Linked DNA regions of Mus musculus: regions 2 and 3 are each linked to region 1. Evidence: chromatin loops called from intact Hi-C (ENCODE). Cell type or tissue: gastrocnemius. All regions are shown on one strand.

Region 1 (8,000 bases):
AACTCAGGACCTCTGGAAGAATAGTCAGTGCTCTTAACCTCTGAGCCATCTCTCCAGCCTGCTAAACATTTTCATAAGGTGGGCATGCGGTTATAGCTGCTGGGATCCGGAAATGCGATTGACTTGCACCCTGTAAGTTCTCCTTATTGTCTGCTCAGTCGTTGCTCTAAGGAAACTGTGTCCCAACTTCAGACTGCATAGATTGCGTTGCCTATTTTTGAAAGTTACATAAATGGAGCGCACACAGCACAAGGTCCTTTGTGTCTGGCTTTCTCTGAGCATTGTATTGGAGAACTCATGCATTGCTGTTGCCCTGGGAACACTTACGCCAATCTCAGAGCTTGAGGAACAGCTGGAGGGAAATGGTGCGTGAGATGGACAGACACTGCTTGCCACCAGTGCATGCTGGGAGAGAGCATAGCCAGACAGGGCTGTGGGTGCAGGTGTCCATGTCCAGGCCATGTAGCTGCTAGCCTAGCACATTCACACTGGAATTGCAACCCTAACACACAGAGCCAACATTCTGTGTCCAGATGGATAGCTAATATTCTCTAGATAGCAGCCATCTTTGGGCCCACAAGTCTTTTTTTTTTTTTTTTTGAGACAGGGTTTCTCTGTGTAGCCTTGGCTGTCCTGGAACTCACTCTGTAGACCAGGCTGGCCTCGAACTCAGAAATCCGCCTGCCTCTGCCTCCCGAATGCTGGGATTATAGGTGTGCGCCACCATGCTCAGCTTGGGCCCACAAGTCTTACAATTTGTATCCCCAACAGTCCTTTCACTGAAAATTGCTCCTTATCACACATTGCTTATGTCTTTAAATTTTTTTTTTTTAATTTTAGTTTTTTAAGACAAGGTTTCACTATGGCCTAGAACTCACTATGTAGAGCAGGCTGGATTTGAACTCATAGAGGTCCATCAACACTATCTCGGGAGTGCTAGAATTACAGTCCTGTGCCATCATTCCTGGTCAGTTAATTACTCTTTACATTTTAAATGTCCATAGACAGGTAGACATCTTTCCTTTTCGCAGGTCTCCACGAATCCACAGTCTACAACTTACATGACACCACTGAGCCATTTGGGGGAAGTCTTTCCTGCACCCCTCTCGCTCTGACACATTTATTTTGCAACGTTTCTTATCATAATCATCACCTCACTTTCTAAATGCTACCTCCTAAATGGAAGAAAGTGAGGCTGGATCAGCTGCCATTGTCCTGTTACCACAAAGAAAGAGGCTGGATGTGGCTGAAGCATCCCTGGGGGCTCGGGGACAGGGGGAGAGAAAGGGAACTGCCTGTGAGTTCCTGTCTCTAAGCCCAGCCTGAAGTCTGATCTCAGTTTCAGTGCCATGAACTGGAGGGGCTCTTTTATGCCACAACTGACCTTACTGATTTTCTGGAGCCTAGGGGACAAATCTCATGAGATCTATTGAGTGAAGAGACCTCAGAGGTCAAGAGAGGTAGCCGATCTCTAGACTCCACAGAACTTGAGATCCAGTCCCAATGGCAGTTTGTCCATTTGCAGGTCATCATTTCTGAATCTCACTGGTGGATGGAGAGGCCCCAGGACAGTCAGTCAATGGGCCCAACTCTTTGTGGGAGCTTCCTTGGATGAAACCAGGCAGGAGGGGCTGGTACCTATCTTTGGTCTTCATATGTGTGACCATCTGTGTCTGTCACTTCCGAGCCTTCTGGAAATGATGACTTCTTTAGGAAGAACCCGCTGTGCAGAATCTGGCTGCCACAGTCGGAAGGAGAGACTGAAGAAAGTTGGACAAACCTGAGATTTCACAGGATGCAAACTGTCAGAGACTCCAGATAGGGACATATGTTGGGAAGCAGTGACACAGGACGGTCACTGCCTCTAGACAGGAAAAGGGAATCTATAGTTTTTGTTCTTGTCTGTGCCCATCTTTTTCTCTGCCTTCATGGCTCTGCTCCTATCCGTCTGCATGTCTACTCTGCTGCCTCTACCCATTCTCCAGGTTGCCAATCTCCTCCCTTGCCCTAACAAACCTCCTTACACCAGATCTGTTGCATGTCATAACTACCCGGCACACCTTGGCATATATTTCACAGTGTCCACCAAGGTGGACACTTTTATGTGATTCAGACAACTCTTAAATGTATTTTATTTTAATTAGTTACTTTATTTTTCCAAAACAGGTTTTCTCTGTGTAATATCCCTGACACTCCTGGATGAAACTTACTTCATAGACTAGGCTGGTCTCAAACTCACAGAGATCTTCCTGGCTCTACTTTCCAAGTGTTAGGATGAAAGGCATGGACCACCACTGCCTGGCCTTATATTTTAATTTTTAGTTTTTTGTTATTGATTTTATTTTATTTGTCTCTTGTGATTTTATCTGTACTGTGGGCCTCACCTTATCTGCCACCTAGGGCACAGGAGGGAGAGAATCGAAATGACCAACATCACTCTTGCATAAGTCCAGCTGAATGAACAAGTCAACAAGTCCACACTGAGTCAAGGGTGACAGAGGACTAAGTGTGAGCTGCAGTCACAGGTCAGGTTGGGGATCTGATCTGAACAGCCAGCCAGGCCACTGCACAAGGTAGTGTCACAGCAAGTGACCTGCACAGAGTGGCCATGCCTTACAGAGACACACAGAAGCGTTTACAAGGCAGACTGGGGCTGTGGTGATCTATGGTGTGCATTGTCAACTTGACAGGGTCCAGAATCATTTAGAAAACAAACCTCTGGGTTTGGCTGTGATGGGTTATCTAGATTAGGTTAAGTTGGGACGACTCACTTTTCCTGTGGGGAGCAACACTTCATAGCCTGAGGTACCAGGCTGAATGGAAAGGAGATGGCAGGCTAAGCACCAGCGATCATCTCTTTTTTTCATTGTAGATGCAATGTGACCAGCTTCCTCAAGCTCCCAGCATCCCGACTTCTAAACCATGATGACTGTACCCTCAAACTGTGAGCCAAAAGAAACCCCCTCTCTCTGTACACTACCTTTATCAGGGTGTTTTGTCACAGCAACAAGACAAGTGACTAACACAGTGTGTTCCCATGATAGAAACACCAGACGCCATGTTACTTAACAATCAGTCAACCTTAAATTAAATCAACAGTAGAAAGGACACAAAGACCAAACACCCAAAACACTTGGCACCCCCTCTTCAGTTCCATGTGAGAGCAACGGGAAGTCAAAATTGCAAGTTCAAATTCAAATGAGAAAAAAAGAAACAAACCAAAAACACATTGCATCAAAAGTGATGAGATCCAAGGGCTGGAGAGATGGCTCAGGGGTTAAGAGCACTGGCTGCTCTTGCAGAGGACCCACCTGGCAGCCCACATCCTCTGCAGACACCAGGCACACATGTGTGCATAGACATACATTCTGACAAACACTCATACACATAAAATAAAAATAAATCTTTTTTTTAAAGTGATGCGATTCAGCTAAGATCGAATTGAAAGGAAAATGTCATTTCTGAAAAAGAAGAAAACAGATGAATGAAAGATGAATTCAACTCATAAAGACATAAAGAGAGCAGCAAAATAGATGTGAGAAAAGACGGATTGAAAACAGGAAGAAACGAATGAATCCCGGTCCTTCACTAAAATAAATAAGATTAACTGAAGAGCTGCGTTCTGGGCCACAGCCTCTAGAGGGCGCCACGAGGCAGCCTAAGGAGGGCCAAAACAATATACTCAGAGGAAGTCCAATTAGCATGGAGGACAGAAGAATAAGCACAAGACAGTTAATATGCATTTTAATTGCATAAATAATGCATGGGTGCATATTTACTGGAGATAGAAGTCAAATAAAAAGAATAGGCAGAGCAAAATGCAGAGGCCCTCTTTACAGGGTCTCCAGGGCCGCCATGGCAGATTGCCCCAGCCTGGGTGATTGGTGACTAGAAGCAGAGATGGAGGCCTTGGAAGGGACCCATTCTTCAGAGGCCGCTCTCCTTGGCCTCATGCTGTTGTCTCCCTGGGCGTAAGCACCCGGGTGTCTCTGCTCACCTGTATTTCCTCTACTCCTGCTTGGTGAGATTGGACCAGGTGCCCCGATTGCTGGATTTTAATTCAGTCAAATTCCCAAAGGCTATATGTCTCCAATCACAGTCCCATTCTGAGGTGCAGGGTGGAGGTGGGCAGAGGGGTGAGGCCAGAGCTTCCACTTGGAAGATCACAGATCAGCTAGTGACACTGTCTTCCACGGGGATCGCTTCAACTTCTAGAATTCTTTCCAGGAGTCACGTGATTGTCCACGTCCGTGGGGCCAGCACAGTCAAACCAAGGCTAGGTGGGTTCAGCATCACCCCTTCCTATGTCTAAGTACTATGGTCAAATCCTACTAGGCAACACTGTTCTCTTAGCCAAGCAAGCATGTTTTGGTAGAGAACTGGAAAACTAGAGTACTTAAAACAATGTAATGCGGGCTGGAGAGGTGGCTCAGCGGTTAAGAGCACTGACTGCTCTTCCAGAGGTCCTGAGTTCAAATCACAGCAACCCATGACGACTGACAACCATTTATAACTGGATCTGATGTCCTCTTCTGACACATTAGTGCACATGCAGATAGAGTACGTATATACATACAATAAATAAATCGAAAAAGAAACTCAATGCTAATTTCCTTTAAAAGCAGGGTGATTTACTGAAAAATATAAGCTTAAGAAAACAAATGTCAAGAATTGACTACAAAGGCTATTAATGTCTGGGAACCAACCGGAAATGGTTGGAAGGAGCCAAGGATCCATCCAAGATGGGTGACGGATGATGTCAACATTCTTTCTGATGCTCTCAAGTGATTTCAAAGGCCAATGAGGGGTGCCACATGAGCCCGTGTTACTGATGAGCAAGCTGAGACCCTGAAGACAGTATTTTGACTGGAGGATGTAAGACTGTCTGTTAAAAGGATCATGCACAGATCTGTTCTGTAAATACCAGTATATGGCGACTGAGCTCTTTGGTAAAATGAACTGTGACTATTGAGAGCCAGGGTTCTCTGTTAAGAAAAAAAAAGTTACAAATAAGGAGGGTTGAGGGGTATAGGTGAGTGGTAGAGCCCTTGCCTAGCTCTTGTGAGGCTCCGAGTTCAAAAATAGGCAAATAAGAAAGAACTAGAATGAACTCTGTGTAGTGTTGGGTTGGAATCAGGAATGGTGGTAGAAAACCACGGTTGTGCTGGGCGTAATGCCAGCACTTGGGAGGCAAAGACAGGTGAATTTCTGAGTTGGAGGCCAGCCTGGTCTACAGAGTGAGTTCCAGGACAGCCAGGGCTATACAGAGAAACCCTGTCTTGGAAAAAAAAAAAAAGAAACAAAGAAACAAACAAACAAAAAGAAAACCATGGAGCTGGAGAGATGGCTCAGTGGTTAAGCGTACCGATTGCTCTTCCAAAGGCCCTGAGTTCAAATCCCAGCAACCACGTGGTGGCTCACAACCATCTGTAATGATAACTGAATCTCTTCTGGAGTGTCTGAAGACAGCTACCGTGTACTTACATATAATAAATAAACCTTTAAAAAAAGAAAACCATGGTTTTTACTAAATAAATATACATATACGTATATACACACATAGATGGACAAACACAGAAGCATGAATATCCTTGTTCTGCCCACTCACAAGTCCCACAGGCAATGACACCCAGCAACACCGGGCACATCTTGAGATTTTTCTGGCTGGACCTTGGCCTCTCAGGTTCCTTTGCCAGTAAAAGGAGACAGAGTTGTCTGAGGAGAAGAATAACCTGGGATGTGGTAAGGGAAGTGCCAGGTGAGCCTGGCTCGAATTATGGTGCTCCAGAGCAGGGGAGCATGCCGAAAGGGAAGGGCCAAAACCTGTGCAAGCTTTGGTTCAGGGTCACCCTCTGAAAGGTCTATTCTTATTGCCTTTGGTCTTGGGCTCCCACCTCTGGACTTGACATTTCCTAGCCTATAGACCTTCCAATTCTCTCCTGAAGTCCCCAGACAGTTCAGAGCCTCTGAAAGAGTGAGCACAAAGTGGCTAATCCTTTTACGGTGGTGTCTGTGCTCTGAACAGGAGTGGTCTGTAGGGAAGACAGGGGCAGCTGAGCGTGTGCGGTGTGCGCATTAGAGATCACTTACAGCTGGCAATAAACGGGAGGCTCGTGGCCCAGGGCAGCTCCGTACCACAGGAGGATTGGAGCGTTGGACTAAATGAGGGGACTCAAATCAACAGTACACATGGCCCAACCAGCCCTGCCCTGAATCACAGAAGACGCAGTAACGCCTGCTTCCTGCCCTCAAGGCAATTATAATCTATTTAGGATGTAGACATAAAACACAGGGGAAAGAGATGGCAAAGCACTTAAACAGCAATTCCCAGTCCTGCACCTCCATTAGCTGTCAAACGAACTGCAGCGGTAATGACAAACATTACTGGAATTGTGAACTAGGAGAGGTTATTTGGTTGTAGATGCCTGCTTTCTTCCTGAGGGAAACGAAGGGTTACTCCCATTTGCTGAGCACTTACTACAAAAGGTGGCAATTCCCATACCTTAATGCTCTTGCCTCCAAGTCTCCGTCCATCCTTTTTTATATTTTGTATTAACTAAAGCCAACACTTGTGAATGAGACAAGTTCCAATCTCAGGGCCTAACTGTATCAGAGCTTTATTGGTCCATGCAGCACGGCTTGATTCTGGAAACCTGACTGGGGTAATGAAGGAAAGAAGAGAGGACAGACACACGGACACATGCACAGAAAGGCTGGGGTTAGATGGGCCATGCTGGCTCTGATGGAGCAGCACCAACTATACAAGAACCCAGAATCTCAGAGTATCTACTATGTACGTCCAGCAGGAGAAGGAGGGGTTGGCTAGTCTTGGTGGTTAGTCTCTGTAGGGGAGCACACTGGAGCTGTAAACATCTTGAAAGAGGAAGCTGCCACCATGACTTCTGTATAACATGTCTTCTGCTAACATTCCCACACAGACCAGAGGAAGGCTTTGCCAATTCTGGTGGGTCTGTGGTACCCATCCTTGTTCATAAACATCACACCCTCTGCTTCCCCACAGTATATTTCTGCTGGTATAATGAAGTCCAAATGATGGTGTACGATGCTATGGGTGTCAACATGGGGCTGACAAACAGGAGGTAAGAGGGATGAAGGAAGGTCAGTGTGAAGGGGAGAGGTATAAGAATATCTGCACTCCCAATTCATATGTGTATGGTTTCTTAAGATGGGGCCTTTGCAAGATAAGTGGGTCAGGAGGATGGGGCCCTCACCATGGGGTTAGTGCCCTTACAAGAAGAGATAGAGACTGACTCTCTGACTCTTTGCTTTCTATCAAGTAAGGGTGCAACGAAAAGAGAGCCAACTTTCAACCAGACAGACACCCTCACGGGGCGCTGGATCTGTCAGCACCTTAATCTTGTCTGCCATCGTTTCCAACTGTGAAGAATATTTGCTTATCTCTTAAGCCGTCCAGTCTGGTAACTCTTTAGGGTAGCCCCCCGCCCCCTCAATGGCTGGACTAGCTGGCACTAGCAGTGCATGGCTTCCCAGTCACCCCGTATCCTTTCTGTTTGTTGGAGCCTTTTCTTAACAATTGTTTTGTGTTGGCTCTTAGCAGGTGGCTTTCAGAACCCTGATTTCCCTAGGAAGTCTGCCGGGGCAGGGGAGGCATTGAAAGAAAGCCAGCTTTGTTTGGGTCTGGGGGATGCGGGTGCTTCGGAGCTGAGCAGACGAGAGCATCCTTCTGCAGCAGCCCATCCGTACCTGGTGTTTCTGCTGCAGACAGAGGCGATGCTCATAGCCCCACGAGATCACTCAAGATGAGGCATACCTCCTCAAAGGAAACCAGAGATGGGGGGCCTTGGATTTTTCAGGGGCCCCTGGTGGGAAGTCATTTTCTTCTGGCTCATAAGGCAGCCATCTGTTCTGCTGTGTTTTACTACCTCCATTTCTCAGAGGGCCAGGGGGAGGCAGGCCCAGGTGGGCATGCTGCAGGGGATGGATGCTCTGGGCTCCCACAGGAACCCTCAATGCCTTTA
Region 2 (8,000 bases), 56 kb after region 1:
GTTTGAGAATTTTTCTGCTTATACAGATCAAACAAATATGCAGTAGGCTTCCTATGTATTTCATTCCTGGAAACACCATGATTGGTTAGCCAGTACCAAAGGTCCAACCGAGTCATGCCATTATAAATTTCACCTCTCCTGTGCTGACCATTACTGGGTATGTTATTATAAACATTCTTTTGTCTACGCTGTCCATTATAATAACTAGAATCACCTTGTCTCGGGCGATTCAATGCTGCCACCTGGCCCTTGTTACCTCGGAATCCAACTAAACCCAGTGAATTTAATTCATCTAATTGAGCAGAAGCATCTCCAATGCTAAGATCTGGCACAAGGAAAAGGGAAAGAACAAAACCCTTCAAATGTGCTGGTGCCCCTCTCACCAATTTGCGTCTTATAGAGCTGGTGAAAGGCATATCTTCTGGACCTTCCCATTGTGGACAATTATGCTTTACACAATATATCCACTCTAGCATTGCAATTTCCCTAAGTCTTAAAATCCCTTCATCAACACTAAGCCATGGAATATCAGGCATCTCCAAGTCATTTCCAGTAGGCCATCTTTTGATAAACACCTCAGCCAACCATTCAAACAAACTTTTGACACCTTTTTTAACTATGCGAGCTTCCGTATTAAACCTAGAATCTCTACTCAGAGGACCCATGTCAATAAACTCAGCCTGCTCTAGTTTTATGTTCCTTCCACCCTTATCCCACACCCTTAAAATCCATTCCCACACATATTCACCAGGTTTCTGCTTGAATGAATTAGCAAACTCATTAAGCTCCTTAGTAGTGTAGCGAATTTCCTCATGGACTACACTTTCTACCTCCCCTCTAGGAGCCTGTTTTGCTTTGAGTCTGGTTACAGGTCTAGAAGAAACTATTGGTGGGCCGTGAGCAGACTCTGCAAAATTAATTTCCTCATGTGGGGAAGGCATTATTTCAAGAGGTGGGGCTGAGGGTACTACTTCCTCAGGTGGGGCAAACCCTTGAGAATCTGAGGATTCAAAATTCTCAGCTTCAACATGGTCTTCCCACACATCCCCATCCCATGTTGTAGGATCCCATTCTTTGCCAATTAGAGCCCTTACTTTAACTGTCGACACACTCTGAGGCTGAGACTTGAATTTTCGCTGTAGTTCAGCCAACCTTACAATGAGAGTTTCTGTTTGATTTTCTGCAACTTGAGCTCTATTGCTACAAGAGAGAAGATTCTCCTCAAGGACACACTTAGCAACTTTTAGATCGTTTACTTGTGTCTGGAGCCTTTCGATTTTATCACACAACTCCTTCCTTTCATTCATCATTTTTTCCACAGATACTAAGAGCAGCCAGCCAGTAAAATCATTTTTCGATTTTTTCCCCATCTTGTAGAAAGCTTTGTGCACTGAATCACCTAATTCATTAAGAAAATCAAGGGCATTAGCTTCTTTAAGTTCGGAATATAGTTTCAACCATGGGTCTTCAAAATTCTCTGAGCTCCCAGGAGGGAGAGAATCTGGAGAGGTTTCAATAGTTGAAAGTGCTGGTGGATCAACAAGCCAATTCCAGAATTTTAAAAGATTCATCCTTGTACTTCTGTTACTCTAGAACCACTCCTGGTACCAACTTCTGTATTAGTCAGGGTTCTCTAGAGTCACAGAACTTATGGATAGTCTCTAGATAATAAAGGAATTTATTGATGACTTACAGTCGGCAGCTCAATTCCCAACAATCGTTCAGTCACAGCTGTGAATGGAAGTCCAAGGATCTAGCAGTTACTCAGTCTCATGCAGCAAGCAGGCGAAGGAGCAGGAGCAAGAGCTAGACTCCCTTCTTCCAATGTCCTTATATTGTCTCCAGCAGAAGGTGTAGCCCAGATTAAAGGTGTGTTCCACCACACCTTTAATCCCAGATGAAAGGCGTAGCCCAGATTAAAGGTGTGTTCCTTAAACTCGGAGATTCAATCTTCTGGAATCCATAGCCAATATGGCTCAAGATCTTCAAACCAAGATCCAGATAAGGATCTCCAAGCCTCCAGATAAGGGTCACTGGTGAGCCTTCCAATTCCGGATTGTAGTTCATTCCAAATATTGTCAAGTTGACAACCAGGAATAGCCACTACACACCCCGAGATGCACTCTACTCATGTCCTAAGTGTTTATTAATCAAATGAGGTTGATAGCATTAACCCTTATACATGCCATAACACTTGCCCAAGCAAAGCGTGTAGTCTGGCGTCTTTTGGGCTATCACAGGGGAGCTCGGTCACATTGCCATTTAACTTTAAAGCCTTCTGAACCCTGAGAGGAACGTAGGGTACACTGGTTTCAGCAGGAGGCCCCACCTGGAGGAGAAATGGCTCAGACAGCCACACACGCCCCAAACCAGACCCCATGTTGCTGTCTTTTCTGAACAGTAGAGAGGGGATGTTTTGGGGGAGGAACTGTGGCTCTGCCTGTCCATTTAGGGCCCAGAAGTGACTGTTTGTTTTTTCAGAGGGCAGAGCGGGGTTGCCATGTGTGTTGGAAAGTGGCCAGAAAGTTAATGAATCACAAAAATGATGGGAGAGAGGGTGCGGGGGTGGAGGGCCCTTTCTCTATGTGCAGCAGATGTTCCTAGAGAGCATCCCAGGATAGACTTACAAAAATGAGTTGGATCGTGTCTTAAAAAAAAAAAAAAAAAAAAAAACAACGATGTGTAAGTCTGTATTGGGGCATTTGCACATGCATGCGGGTACCCACAGAGGTCCGAGGAGGGCATCCAATCGCCTGCAGTCACAGTTGCTGGAGGATGTGAGCTACCTCATGGGAACCGAATTCTGGTCCTCTGCAAGAGCAGCGAGCATTCTCAGTGGCTGAGCCATCTCTGCAGCCCTGGAAGTGTCCTTCTTGTGCTCAAAACCCTCCAAGGGCTTCCCATAGCTTTTGAGAGCAGACCAGCCTCATCTCTCATTTCCATTACTCTCTCCCTTTTATTCCCTCTGGATGCCCTCTGGTCCTAAGCCGGGTCCTCCACTAGCCGCCACAAATAGAAATAGGTGCACCTTACTGGCTGACAAATGAGAAGAAGAAGTTTTGTTTCCTCAGCCTTGGTGCCTTTTAATTAGTGTGTGACCTAGGCAACTGAATGCAGAAAATCTACTTTATACATGCTGAAACTCCCCAGACAGCTCTGACATCTGGAAAGAAGTGGAGGCTCATGGGCTGAGGGAAGATGTGTAGGAACCCCAGCTTTGCTATAGGTGGGCTTGTGATTGGCTGTGACACAATCTGAAATACCTATAGGAGTCACAGAATGAGGGAGACAGAGTGCACTTAGGCCTGAATGAAATCCCAGCCCAGAGAGGCCTCGGGGCCCACTTGATACCTGCAAAACCCATCTAACAGTCTTGGGCAGTCTCACCAGACGTCTTGAGAAAGGACACAGCTCAAAGCCCTCAGTGAGATCCAACACCAGTCCTGGAGAGCCTGGAACTGATGTCTTCCACACCAGGGCCTGGAGATCATGAGGTGTGCTAATTACACTAGAGCTGCATATCCTGGTCTGTTTCTTGCTGAGGCACAATGACACGAACCATCAGCTTTTTGGGTCAGGTGTTCAACAGCGCCACCACGTGGTAGTGAGGAACATTGGCCACAGGAAGACAATAGGCTGTACAGGCACGCCCCACAAACAGCCCAGTAGACCCATCACCTCTCAAAACTGCAGGACCCTACCTAGAAGGCCCAGCGCATCCCTTGAAACAGCGGGACATTGCGCTAACGTAGGTGTTCAGGACGCAAGAGTGCATGAGCTGCAGACCACGCTGGCTGTCGCCAGTGAGTGCATTAGTGAATGGACAAAAGCCACACCGGCACACAGAATCTACAGGGGGAAAAATGGATGTTCTTGTAAAGCCCAAAGTAATGTCGCCCCTCCAGCGGAAATGCGGATGCTGGAGGGGCTGCTCTGAAAGAGGCACAGGGCCCCGGTACACAGATCTCCTGCTTTCCCCTCAGCTTCAGCATGGGGAAGCAAGCAGGAGGCTACAGGTCAGGGCCAAAGACTAAATAGGATTCCTGGAGCAGGACAGCCGGTGAGTGTGATGGGAGCAGCTGCAGAGCTTCCTGGCCCAGGGTCCAAGGTGATATCTTAGATAAGGTGTAAATCCGCTTCAAGCAACAGGAAATTCTAGGGAGAAACGGGCACCGTTAGCGGAAACGCACCTTTGCGGCTGGGTTGGATTTTTAAAGAAGGGATCCTGTCTGAAAAACTCTGTCTCAATATAGAAGGTGGAGGGCGACGGGTGAAAACAGGTCACCTTCGGCCTCCACATGCATGCGCACACAAACACCACACATCCTCTAAAAAAGGAAACTTGGGGGCTTGGCTATGATGGGGATGGGGGGAGGCCTGCTTGAGAAAGGCAGGAGGCAGACCCTAGGGTGACAGCAGTGACACCTGGAGAACCTGTCATCAGCTTCCCGGGCAGGCCTGCCTTGGGGGCCTCTGTGTGTCATTCTGCCTTGCAGCAGCTCAGGAGACCAGGTTCCAATCAAGGCTGAAAAATTACTTCCTACCCGGAGTGCTCTTCACTCTGTTTCTAAGTGAAGAAATTAAATGTTGCTGGAGGGGGTGGGGGGAGGGTTGGGTGGGATTATTTTTTAAGGGTGACCTTGATAAAATTTAAGAACAGAAATTCTGGGAGGCTGGGGGGCAGATTTCTCTGATCTATATCACCTGTTTTCCAGTGTCATCTTCAGCAGCCCCCTGGTCTAAAGAACTGGGGTTGATTGACACCAGGCGTTAGAGCTGTGGTTCTCAGCCTTCCTGATGCTGCGACCCTTTAGTACAGCTCTCCACGTCGTGGTGACTCCCCAACCACACATTATTTTCGTTGCTACTTCATAACTGTAATTTTGCTTCTGTTGTGAATCATAATATAGATATCTGATTCTCGACATATCTGGTTTGTGGCCCCTGTAGAAGGGTTGCTCGACCCACAGGTTGAGAACCGCTGCGTTAGAGCAAGGAACTTGGTGACAAGGACCTTTCTCGTCAGTGACCATATGTCAGGAAGGCAAGCTGCCAACCGAGGTAGGAACTCAGGTCTGGACAAGGGTTTCACTGTGGAGTTATAGGCTTCTTGTGATGTGTAGGGACAAAGGGACTTGGGGTGCAGATACTGAGGAAGAGAGGGGCCCCAACATGCACAGCACAGAGTAAGGCTGGTGGCCCCAAAGCATAGAGGTAGCTGCTGAGAGTGACCAAGAATGCCAGTCATATGGGGGGGGGTATAGATGGCTGGGGAGGGAGGCAGGGCTTGCTGCTGTGCAGGGAGGGGGAGGGGACAGAGCACGACAGGGAGAATGAAACACTTGAGGGAAAGGTCCCAGGAGCCCAGGAGCCTGGAAACTCAGAGGAAGGCATATGCAAACCACAGGGTGTCACACATCTGCAGGACATGTTCAGAGAGAACTGTGTATCTAAATGGGTCCAGACTGATGCTTGGTGCATCTGTGGCATACACCACGCACCAGGTGATAATTTTCTGCTGAAAGACTACACTTCTCAGCTTCCCTTGCAGACTATAGAAGTCATTTCCACCCCAGAAGAGGCCCATCTTATAGCATATAAGCATATAATAGCAAGAAGAGTCCAGTCTTCTCCTATAGGCATTTTGGCTATCTGCACGTGTGGGTGACAACGATGCCCCCTAACTATGAATGAACATGGCTCTGCCTCAGACCAGACTAAGCCCTCTTTCCTTCTGCCTTCTCTTTCTCTACAGCTGCTTTGTAATCGAATCTACTATTAGGCACTTAAACACTCGCACCTAAAAAGAACCGTGTGTCCGACTGGCGAGTCCACGTTTGTGGGAACGAGCATCGATGGTGTAAGAATCGAGGAGCCTGGCTTAGACTGTGGACTTCACTTAATGCCAGGCAGGCTTTCTAAGCCCCAGCTCCTCTGTGTCCTAAGGATATTGTGAGAATAGGCAGAGCTCCATGCAGAGTGTGGTACAGATGAGGCTTAGCAGCGAGCACTGGGTTGCTGTCCTCATGGGATGCTTGGTGACCGGAGACCTCAAGGACTTACCTGGTAGGGGTAAAACGTGAAGTGGCTGAACCGGATCCCAGCAGGCAAAGGGAGAGGGAAGCCTCTACGCAGCCTCTCTGTGGTGTGAGACAACAGAGAGGGGAGTGAAACAGGGGCCGGCACAGGTTGGTGCCAGGAAGGAAGCCTACTGTGATGTCTGTGCCCCGCCTCCTTGTCCTCCATCAGCCCCCAAGGCCACATGAAGGATCTCTGTGAGCCTCTCCCCTTCTGAGGGTATACATTGCTGGTTTGGACCACCCCTGAGTGAAACCTGGAGCTACACAGATGGAGCACGGACCCGAGGTCCTTGGGGGAGCCTCTCTGTGTTGCAGCTGAAGCTGGGAACAGGCTGTAACTGGGGCAGCAACTCCTGTGCTCCGTGAACTCGGGTGGAACTGAGGCCGGTGGGCAAGGGCAGAGGAGATGTTAGTAAGCGGGGTTGATTGGGGTCATCCCTGACCCATCTTTCCCGTGAAGATGAACTTGGGTGGGCCAGTCTCGCAGCTGCTGGTGTGAATCCCAGTTGGGGGGGGTGGTTGATGTTACTTTACACCACCCTGAAAAAGTCACTCAACAGCCCCGACCTCACAGACTGCTGTCAGATGGGCGGAAATGACGTAAGCGATGGGGGCGGAGTCTGAACCCAGGGCATGTGAGTTCCTTTTGTCATTTGAGATCATTGAAGTGGCCCATCCTGTGCCCTCACAACCCTGGCCAGGAACCAGGACCTGCAGGCAGGTAGCCCCACATTTCTGGCCTGGGATCGAAAACCATTGCTTTCTCCACAGCTTCTTATTCTTACCATTGATCTTGGGCAGCACTAGTGTGGATACGAGGTAGTTTATGACATCCTCCAGGTACTCCACCTGCAGATGGAATGGTGTGGCCACGTTATCTGCCCTTCATACGTCCTCTCCCTCCCACTCAGCCCTCTGCAGCCTCCCAGCCTGGAGAAGCACCAGAGTGGCCACAAGAGATCGACGATACACTGAAACTGGAAAGTGAGCATCTGACAGAGGTCGCAGGAGCACAGGTCGCCTAGGAAGGTCAGGAGCGTGGGAAAGGGGGTCAACAAAAGCAAATGAGCAGGACACAAGGTACACACCTGTGACTGAGGTGCTGAGGCAGGGGGAATCATGAGTTTAAGATCAACGCAGACTTTTCTTTTGGGCAGTAACAGGCTTCATGTATTCATTCCGGGGGCAGGGAACAAAAGCAAAACTTGCACAGACACACTTACCACAAGCAATAACCTAACAGGACGACCACTGAGTCCTACAGCAGGGGACTCATGCCAGGCATGGTGGCACACGCCTTTAATCCTAGCACTTGGGAGGCAGAGGCAGGTGGATTTTTGAGTTCAAGGCCAGCCTGGTCTACAAAGTGAGTTCCAGGACAGCCAGGCCTACACAGAGAAACCCTGTCTCGAAAAACTAAAAACAAACAAACAAGCAGGGGACTCACTTGGGAGAAGTGACCCTACTTTGATACCATGAAATAGGAGGCAGACATTAAACACGATATTGTAGAAATGTAGCCACCAGCGCAGGGATGGGACCATGTGTCAAGCAGGAGAAAGAGGCTCCAGGAACCAAGGAATTCTGGATTTTAATTAAAGAGGCACAATGAACAGCCAGGTTAGGATATATTCTAGACCATGAGCCAAATGGTAGGAACACAAGTAACTTTCACTCCTTGGGTTTGCGAAAGTGCAGGTTCCGGGTGCTCACTGCTACATATGTGCTGTTTTGACAATAATAAAAAATAAAAAGTGAAAACATCCTGGGAGCCACGTTAGGATGCCTGCTCGGAGAGGTAACATTTAGAGATCGTAAATGTGTGCGCGATTGTTTCTGGAGTAATCAACTTGCTCCCCCAGGCTGTGCTCCCCAGGTTGTGCTCCCCCAGGCTGTGTTCCCCAGGCTCTGCTCCCCCGG
Region 3 (8,000 bases), 130 kb after region 1:
CAGCATGGCCATAGCAGAAAGGGTTTTCTAAGGTTGGACACAGTATTTCTGGTACCACCTACCAGGCAAGGGCAGTGTTTTGGTCAGTGAGAAGCTAATCGGGTGTACAGTGATGCTTCCCATGTCAGACACTGCCTATTGCCCTACTCCTGTCTGGGCAGCATTTGCTGGGTAGGCAGAGCCCACCAGGTACCAGTCACATGATTGTCGTGTCCTAGGACATCCAGCGTCTGACCCTTTGCTATTCAAACTTGTGCAGGGACTGACTCCACTTGTACCTCGTGGGAGCTAGGGAGAGCAGGCAGGCGGGGCTGCTGGGTCCATCTGCACTCTGCAGGCTCTTGGGTTTACAGGGTTAGAGCTGTGTTGCTCTGACCTCAATGCCCTGGCCGACACCTCAGGCCTCTGTGCTCCGATGCTGTCCGGAACCAAGCCCAGGAGGCAGTGGAGTTGTAGGGGCAGTTTACCACAGGATCCTGGGCCAGGAAGGCGAGGAACACAGAAATGGTGCCTTGGCTGGACTGGGGGACAGAGGACCTCAGGAGCTGGAGATAGGAGAATGAGGCACACTAGACAAGCAGAACAGGATGAAGGAAGGCCCTGCTGAGTCCTGAGAGGACAGTGAGACCTATACCCGCCATCCCTAGAACAGGAAACGGTCTGTCAAGAGTACACCGCTATAGTACAGAGCTACGAGCTGTGTAAGCCGGGGACAAAGATGGTGCCCAGTCAACACAGCTGCACCCACTGATCCTGGCTGAGTGTCGGACACTCACAGGAACTGGCTCACTTAATCCCCAAAGAAACCTCATCTCTCCAGAACGGAATCTGTCTCATCAGATAGATGAAACCAAAGCTCAGAGATGTCCAGACCAACCCAGGAACACACAGCAAATGAGGATATCAACTAGTGAGCTCTATGAGCCAGAGCTCGCTGCCTCAGCTTTGCTTCCTGGGGTGTGTGCATTATACAGAGGCAGCCCCTCGGAGCTCTGAGTGAGTGGTCCTCTGTGCTGAAGAAGAGGTCAGGGAGACTTTTCTCAGGAAGGGGCTTTGAGGCTGGGCCTTTGGAGGCTGAATAGGAATTTGGAGGTCACAGAAGGAAGAGAAGAAAGGACCTTCCAGGCAGAAACAATGTAGACAAGGGCCTGAAGAGTCACAGAGGAGGCTCCCATGGAAGGCTCCCCAGAATCGTCATTGCTCATGTGTCTTCTCTTCTTCAGGTGGTAGGGACAAGGTGGGGAGACCGCTGCTTCTGGTGTCAACCGCAGAGGATGCCTGGGAGGCACCATGGTGTACTACCTCAGAGGTCGCGGAGTTGCTGTCCTACTTATGCAGTGTCCCTAGGTAAGGGGACACTCTCATACCTTGACCATCTCCACCTCACCCTTCTGTCGGGTGTAATAGAGAGGTCCCATGTCCCTCCATCCACTGTACGATCAAAGAGCCAGCCATAGGCTAGGTGCGGGGATGGCAGATGGCCTTCCCCGGGCTGGTGTGAGACAGGGAACCTTCCACAGACACACAGCAGGAGCCCACAGTTCTGACCTGACGGTGCACTGGAGTCATAGATGAGCTGTTGAGCAGAACACTCAGCCTGTCCCCAGCACTGAGGGGTCCGCAGGCCTGAGAACCTGCATTTCTAGTAAGGTTCCTACTGACAGTGATGTGGCTGGGTTTTTCTCTGGAAGCTCTGTTATGGCACAGAAAAGCTGAGAGGTTGATTTCCCCTGGGAAGCCAGGGTGGAAAATGGCCGCCATCTCTGTGCAGAATTGGCCCTGGGGCAGACAGAACCCTGGAACGTCTCCCTCATCCACTTTGCTCTGTGGTTTGTAGCATTGACTTTCCTCCTTTGTGGTACACCCTGTCCCCCACAATTACCAGGGAGTCTGGATAGGGTCACAAGAAACTGGCATGAGCAGACTACATGATGCCAACTCCTCTTGCTGTATCCTGCTTGGCTGCTCTGTGTCTTGGTTTCACACACACACACATACACACACACACCTGCCCGAGGCTGGTCACAGCAAGCATGTATGCCACCCTTGCACCAGGCAGGAACTGGGTGTGTTACACTAGTGAGCCACTGGTACTCAGCCTTGTTGGTGAGGGGGACACAAAACAACGTGTCCAGGTGACCAGGTACCCATGGGGGCCACACGGGCTGTGCCTGTGAACTGGTGGTATAAGGTTTGAAGGCAGTTGGGGTGTCTTCCAAATCCCCTTGACCAGCAGACTGGCTCATACAGCCCACCTGACTCCCTCTGTACCCCCTACTCCTCTACTCCACCCCTCCCACTGCTGCTCAAAGTCTGAGGGCCCTGGATTAGGTAGGGTCAGGGAAGGACTGCTGTTTGACCTAGGCCTATAACTGGACCAGCCTGGGACTTGAGAAGCAGCCACTCTCCACCATGCTCACTCTGGTGACACCAGCAGGGGGCGTGGCAGGTGCAGGCAGCTAAGTTCAAATTCAGAACAACCTCTAGTTGTCTGCCTGAGGCCCAGAATTCCTCACTTCCCTGCAAGACTGCATGAGTTATAGTGATTATATACAAAGTAGGGGGTCTCCTTACGGCTCTGTCTCACTCCACTGGCTGCTTGTCCCCCACCTCCCAATATTCACCCCCCCCCATGCACCTTCAAAGAGCCCCTTAAAGGAGAAAATAGCCTGTTCTGAAGCCATTTAGTTAACTTGTCTCATCTCATTGGGAAAAGGTAGGTCACATGACCCCATCGAGCCCAGTCATTGGCCAGGGAAGTTGGGTTACTAGTGCAGCCTCTATAGGTCAGGAGCCACACATGGGGGCTGGTAAATTCTGAACAATCTGGAGTCCTGCCTACACAAAGAAACAGGGGTGTGTTGGGGGGGGGGTTGGTTCATTATATTTATTTTTTGCTTAGAACTCTGGGAATGGAACACACAACCTCTGAGCCACGTCCCTTCCACCAGGCTGTCCTTGCCCAGCAGGACCTGATTTCGGTTTTCTACCCTCAGGCTGGAAGATAAAGCCAAGGGGCTCCTGGTGGTGATTGATGCCAGGAAAGGGACCCAGAGGCCTGGTCTGGTCAGCGCCCTGCAGGGCATCCAGGTGAGTGCCAGGTAGAGTGCCTTAGTCTAGCTGGTCTTGGGAGTCCCCAGTGGGGACTAGTGGGCTTGTGGTTGGCATCACAAAACCCAGGAAGAGTCTTTCAGTGGCAGCCAAAAAGGCCCTCCAGCCAGGCTTCTAGGCAAAGGAAACAGGGCTGGTTCAAAATATCAATAAAGAGGTTAAAAGCGGCAGCCACGAGTCCTGGAAAGCAAGCTATGAATGGAATGGCTCCCTTCAGAAAATGCACTGTAGTAGACTGAAAGGGGCTCCGGGCTGCGGAGAGAGGTAGAACTTTAGAGAGAGATGGTGCAGACACAACTTAAAGAGAAAGGGGACTTCCCGTAAAAATCCAGAGAGGAGCTTTATTAGGAGTGAGGATGAGAGAGCGAGAGTGAGTGAGAGCGAGCGAGAGAGAGAGAGAGAGAGAGAGAGAGAGAGAGAGAGAGAGCGAGAGCGCCACCTTGAGAGGGAGGGGGTGGGCAGAGGAGTCTCTTCAGAGAAGTTCCCAGAGCAAATCCCTCTTGTAATCCCGGGAACAAGAGAAACATCAATGTTTTATAAGCTTAAGGAGCTGGTGGGAAGTTTTACATCCTGTGATTTAGCTCAGTATACTGTGTGAGACAGAGCAAGGAAGAGCCAGGCACCGCAAATGAAAATCAAGCCACAGACTGTGTCTTAACTCTGTCCCACAGAGAGCTGCAGGAACGTCTGGCCTGGTCTCTTCTGGCTATGGGGTCGGACCTCTCAGGACTGCCTACTGCCTTACAGGGGCAGGCCCACATTCTGACAGCCAAGAGTCGAATCTAGCTGTGGGTAGGGCCCCATCTGAAGGCTCAGAGAGTTCCACCAACCCTGTTTTCTGTGCAGTTCCTCCTAGAAAGGTGACATTTTCTCAAGGCTCCACTTCCACTAGGGAGCAGCATGGCTCCCAGTAGCTTGCAAGACACAGTCTTTGATTTGATTCCAGCCGGACACAGTGAGAGAAGTCCCCGCAAAAGTTTCTCAGTGTATCCTTAGACCTGATGGGCTCAGGAGTCCACATGGACTAAGCCCCATGTTCTGGGGTAGTACAGGGCTCTGATTGGTCTAGCCTTAGGTAGCATAAACCCTCTGCCAGGGCAGAATCTTGACTAGCCAGTATGGACAACTGGACAGACGAAGGTATGATATACCTGGCCATCTGACTTCTTGTCAGAATTGGGGAAACTGAGGCCTCAAGGAAGTCTTGCAGAACAGCTTAGATTTGCTTTCTCTTAAGGCTAGAGGCTCACTCCAAACACGCCACACAAGCCCCCACCTGGGGACCACCCCAAGCCTCTGCATGTCCCTTGGGGAGATGGAGGAGGCAACAAGAGGGAGGGGAAAACAGCATTCCTGAAGAGGCTCTCTCTTCACAGGCTCTGGCTCCGGCCTCCGTCAGTAAAGTGCTCCTCCTCGGAGAGAAGGCGTCCATTCCCCAGCTATCTGTGCTACCTGCCCAGGTGAGAGGAGCCCTGAGCAGCCGCGGCAGGGGCCGGGCTTGAGTGGAGCCAGGCAAAGGGAGGAAGAACTGCATGGTCCTGCTCCACTTTGAAAGCATCTTCCCTAGCCTAAAAATTGCCAGGGATGCCCCCCTCCCCCTCCGCAGGAGCCATTGTCACGTGACCTCTCTGGAATCCCAGCTGTTCCTGGTGGTCACTCCCACAGGACTAAGATGCCCACAGGGCAGAGATCAACTTGCAAGCAAGACTCCATCTAGGCAGTCCCTCTCCTTTGTAGATAGGTTAGGGATAAGACCACTGCAACAGTTCCCTGACGCAGAACTGGAGTCCCCGATGCTCTGGGACCCCCCTCCCCGCATCCCCCCCTCATTGATTCAGACGTGACAGACTTAAGGGCTGTGAGAGAGCACCCTGCCCCACAAGGGCAGTGGGAACCGACTCTGCCTGCTGCAGGAAGTGATTCTGGAGGCCTCCTTCCTCCGGGTTAGAAAACAGGCATGGGGCCCATCAAGATGGCTTTACTGGTAAAGGCTCTTGCGGCCAAGCTTGACCACCTGAGTTCAACACATGGGACCTATGGTGAAAGGAGGGAACCACCTCCTGAAAGTTGTCCTCTGACCTTCGCATGTGCTCAGTAGCAATTGTGTGCACACGCAATAAAATAGCATGGATTAAAACAGAAAAGAGACACGGAGAGAGTTTGTTTGGCATTGCCTCTCAAATTTGAACCTGCCTCCAGCATCCAGATTGGTTGCCTTGAAAATAACTCTTAAGGCCAGACATGGTGTCGCACGCCTTTAATCTCAGCACTTGGAAGGCAGAGGCAGGCGGGTTTGAGGCCAGCCTGGTCTACAGAGTAAGTTCCAGGACAGCCAGGGCTACACAGAGAAACCCTGTCTCAAAAAAAAAAAAAAAACTCTTAAATCCAAGGGCCAGCCTGTCCTGGGCTAGCAGGTGGGTGCTGTGGTAGGATCTGAGTGGGCACAACCCTTGGGATCTTATCCAGGTGTAGGCTCTGATTCAGGGGTTCCTGTGGGGGCTGGGATCCTGCAATTCTTTGCTCAGAGGGGATGATGGGGCTGCTGACTGTGAATGGTCCCTGGAACATCTGGGATAGCAGATGAGTCCATCCCTGCACCCAAAGCCTCCGTATTGGGAGCTGTTCCAGCTCAAACCTGAAACCTTGCTGCCTGGCAAATGCCTTCTCTGTGTCTCAGGGGACACTGTTAGGATTTGGTAACCATCAGCCCCTAGGAGGGAACAACACTGTTATGGGTCATTTGAGAGCAGTGTGAGAACTACGTACATTTCATCCCTGAGACAGCAGCACTGAGAAAGAGTTCTAGATCAATGAGCGCTGCAGTTGATTGATGATGTCTGCCTTGAGCAGCGCCTTGGGAGTAGCAGTATGTGTGACTTGTCTGTGCCATTCCAGAAACAGGGTCTGGGTCAAAGGATTTATCAAAGCTTCCAGAGAAGACTCACTGCTCAGAACACCATTCTGGACCTACTCAGAGGGAGATGTGGAGCCTGCACAGAGATCTAAGCAAGACCTCCTACATCTCTGGGGAGAGTCCTCTGTTCCTTCTGAGTCTCCTTTTCTCTGCAGGTGGAGGTACTGACGTCGCTGAAGGCCCTCAGAAACCACGTGGACCCTAGCCAGCTGCCGGAGGCTCTGGAGGGCCCCTTTCCCTACCACCACAGCGAGTGGGTGCAGTTCTTCCAGGTGTCTACCCTCAGAGTCTTCAATTTCCAACCTTTCTCCTCTCCCTTTCCCCGCCCTGCCCCATGGGTCCCTCAACCCTGTCAAAAACAGGGTTCAAGGACAGATAGTCATTCAACAAACATTTACAATGAAGGTTCGGTGTAGCCCCAGTAAGGCATTAGGCTCTTGAGGCCAGCTTGCTAGGATCCAGTCCAGCTCTGCTCTGTGAGTTTCCCCACCTTCTCTGGGCCGTGCCTTCCTCGTTAGCAAAGTGAGGAATGGGGAGGGTAATGAGGTCGCCTTTCCATGGGATTTTTTTATGAGTGCTGAATTAATGTGAGTGACGAGCTTGGAAGGGTATCTGGCACACGTGGAAGGTTTCAGCTGTTGTCAGCTGAAAGCGGATTGATGAGCGCAGACGCTGTGGGTTAGTATGCACTGCCGCCTACAGGGCAGGGAAGGAAACTGCTCCTGGCTCCTTGCCCTGCACCCACAGGTTTGGTGCCCAGTTTAACTCCGGAGGCCACCAGAGCGAGGCAGCAGCCATGGAATACTCTATCTTGAAGGCCCACGCAGGGCCCCTCCACCCACTGGACCTCTCAGCCAGGGTCTGCGGTTCCCTTCTGCACTGTGGTATGGCCAACAGCCTCCTGCCTCTCCCAAGTTATAACTGCTTCCAGCCAGGGTTGGGGGCAAAGTCACCCGTCCTCGGAGAACCCCTGTCTCCTCAGGCAGTCTGACAGGTGGCTGATGATCTGTTCTTCTTGTAGGCGATCTTGTTTGAATTGTTTGGTTTGCTTTTTCTTGTCAGTGGCCCTGGGATGTGAACAAGAGGCCCCAAGTGAGCGGGGGGAGTGGTGTGCTCTGAGCTTCCAGGCCCAGCCCTGTTTGTCTGAGGCAGGGTCTAGATACATAACTCAGACCATGTGGCCATATATTCTTGACTTTGTGGTCCAATTTGCCTTAAACTCAAGAGCCTCCTCCCTCCTGAGTCCCAAGTATTGGGGTAACAGGCCTGTATCCTCATGTCCTGCTGAGTGCAGTGTAACTGTGGATAATCAGGATGAGAGTATTTAGCTGTCCATCCCTGCACCTGAGACAGAGTTTAATGTCATCCTTGGCTACATGAGACCCTGTTGCAAGAAACTAAACAAACTCAGAGAAAGCAACCAGTGAGCTGGCCCAGCGGGTAAAAGCCCTTGTCATGTAAGCCTGGTGACCCGAGTTCCATCCGTGGTACCCATGCAAAGGCGGAAGGAGAGAACCAGCTCCATGACACATCACCTGAATCACACACGCACACACACACACGCCCCACATACACCACATACACACACACCACATACACCACATACACACACACCACATACACACCACATACACCACATACACACACTACATACACCACATACACACACACCACAATCTCTCTCACACACACACACATACACACACATGCATGCACACACACACACACATATACCACACACACCATACTCTCTCTCACACACACACATACGCACACACATGCATGCACACACACACACACCACACTCTCTCTCACACACACACATACGCACACACATGCATGCAAACACACACACACCACACATACACACACACACACACACACACACGAGAGAGAGAGAGAAAGACAGAGACAGAGAGAGGAAGAATGGTGTGCATACCCCTCTCCCAATAAAAACTAAAGAAAGAAAGAAACA

Evidence for each region. Peaks named below come from ENCODE experiments on the same cell type or tissue, not always from the same donor. Only the 100,000 strongest peaks of a DNase experiment are listed, where the experiment ranks them.
Region 2: it touches region 1 in a loop (5-fold over the local background); 21 of 42 quality-filtered maps call a loop at or near these places.
Region 3: a loop joins it to region 1, with 4 times the contacts of the local background. A loop is called at or near these places in 35 of 42 quality-filtered maps.

What each region holds. Positions count from the first base shown.
Region 1 is chr2:158,336,023-158,344,022 of GRCm38, reverse strand. No RefSeq gene overlaps it. Among named protein-coding and RNA genes, the nearest start is that of Snhg17, 21 kb to the left of the region's middle. In gastrocnemius, no CTCF peak of the experiment used is centred here; DNase peaks (open chromatin) are centred at 398, 1,677, 3,646 and 3,866.
Region 2 is chr2:158,280,384-158,288,383 of GRCm38, reverse strand. Bpi (bactericidal permeablility increasing protein) reads right to left here. Exons shown (of 15, transcript NM_001356542.1): 13 at 6,866-6,929; 14 at 6,064-6,140; 15 at 3,853-4,155. The coding sequence ends at 4,117. Among named protein-coding and RNA genes, the nearest start is that of Lbp, 22 kb to the left of the region's middle. In gastrocnemius, a CTCF peak has its summit at 3,610 (motif pointing left); DNase peaks (open chromatin) are centred at 2,528, 3,593 and 5,044.
Region 3 is chr2:158,206,710-158,214,709 of GRCm38, reverse strand. It overlaps D630003M21Rik (RIKEN cDNA D630003M21 gene), which reads left to right. Exons shown (of 14, transcript NM_177657.5): 5 at 1,224-1,347; 6 at 2,997-3,090; 7 at 4,488-4,571; 8 at 6,181-6,297. Among named protein-coding and RNA genes, the nearest start is that of D630003M21Rik, 19 kb to the left of the region's middle. In gastrocnemius, CTCF peaks have their summits at 2,435 (motif pointing right), 3,981 (motif pointing right) and 6,719; DNase peaks (open chromatin) are centred at 2,420, 3,093, 3,998 and 6,738; H3K4me3 peaks cover 215 bases.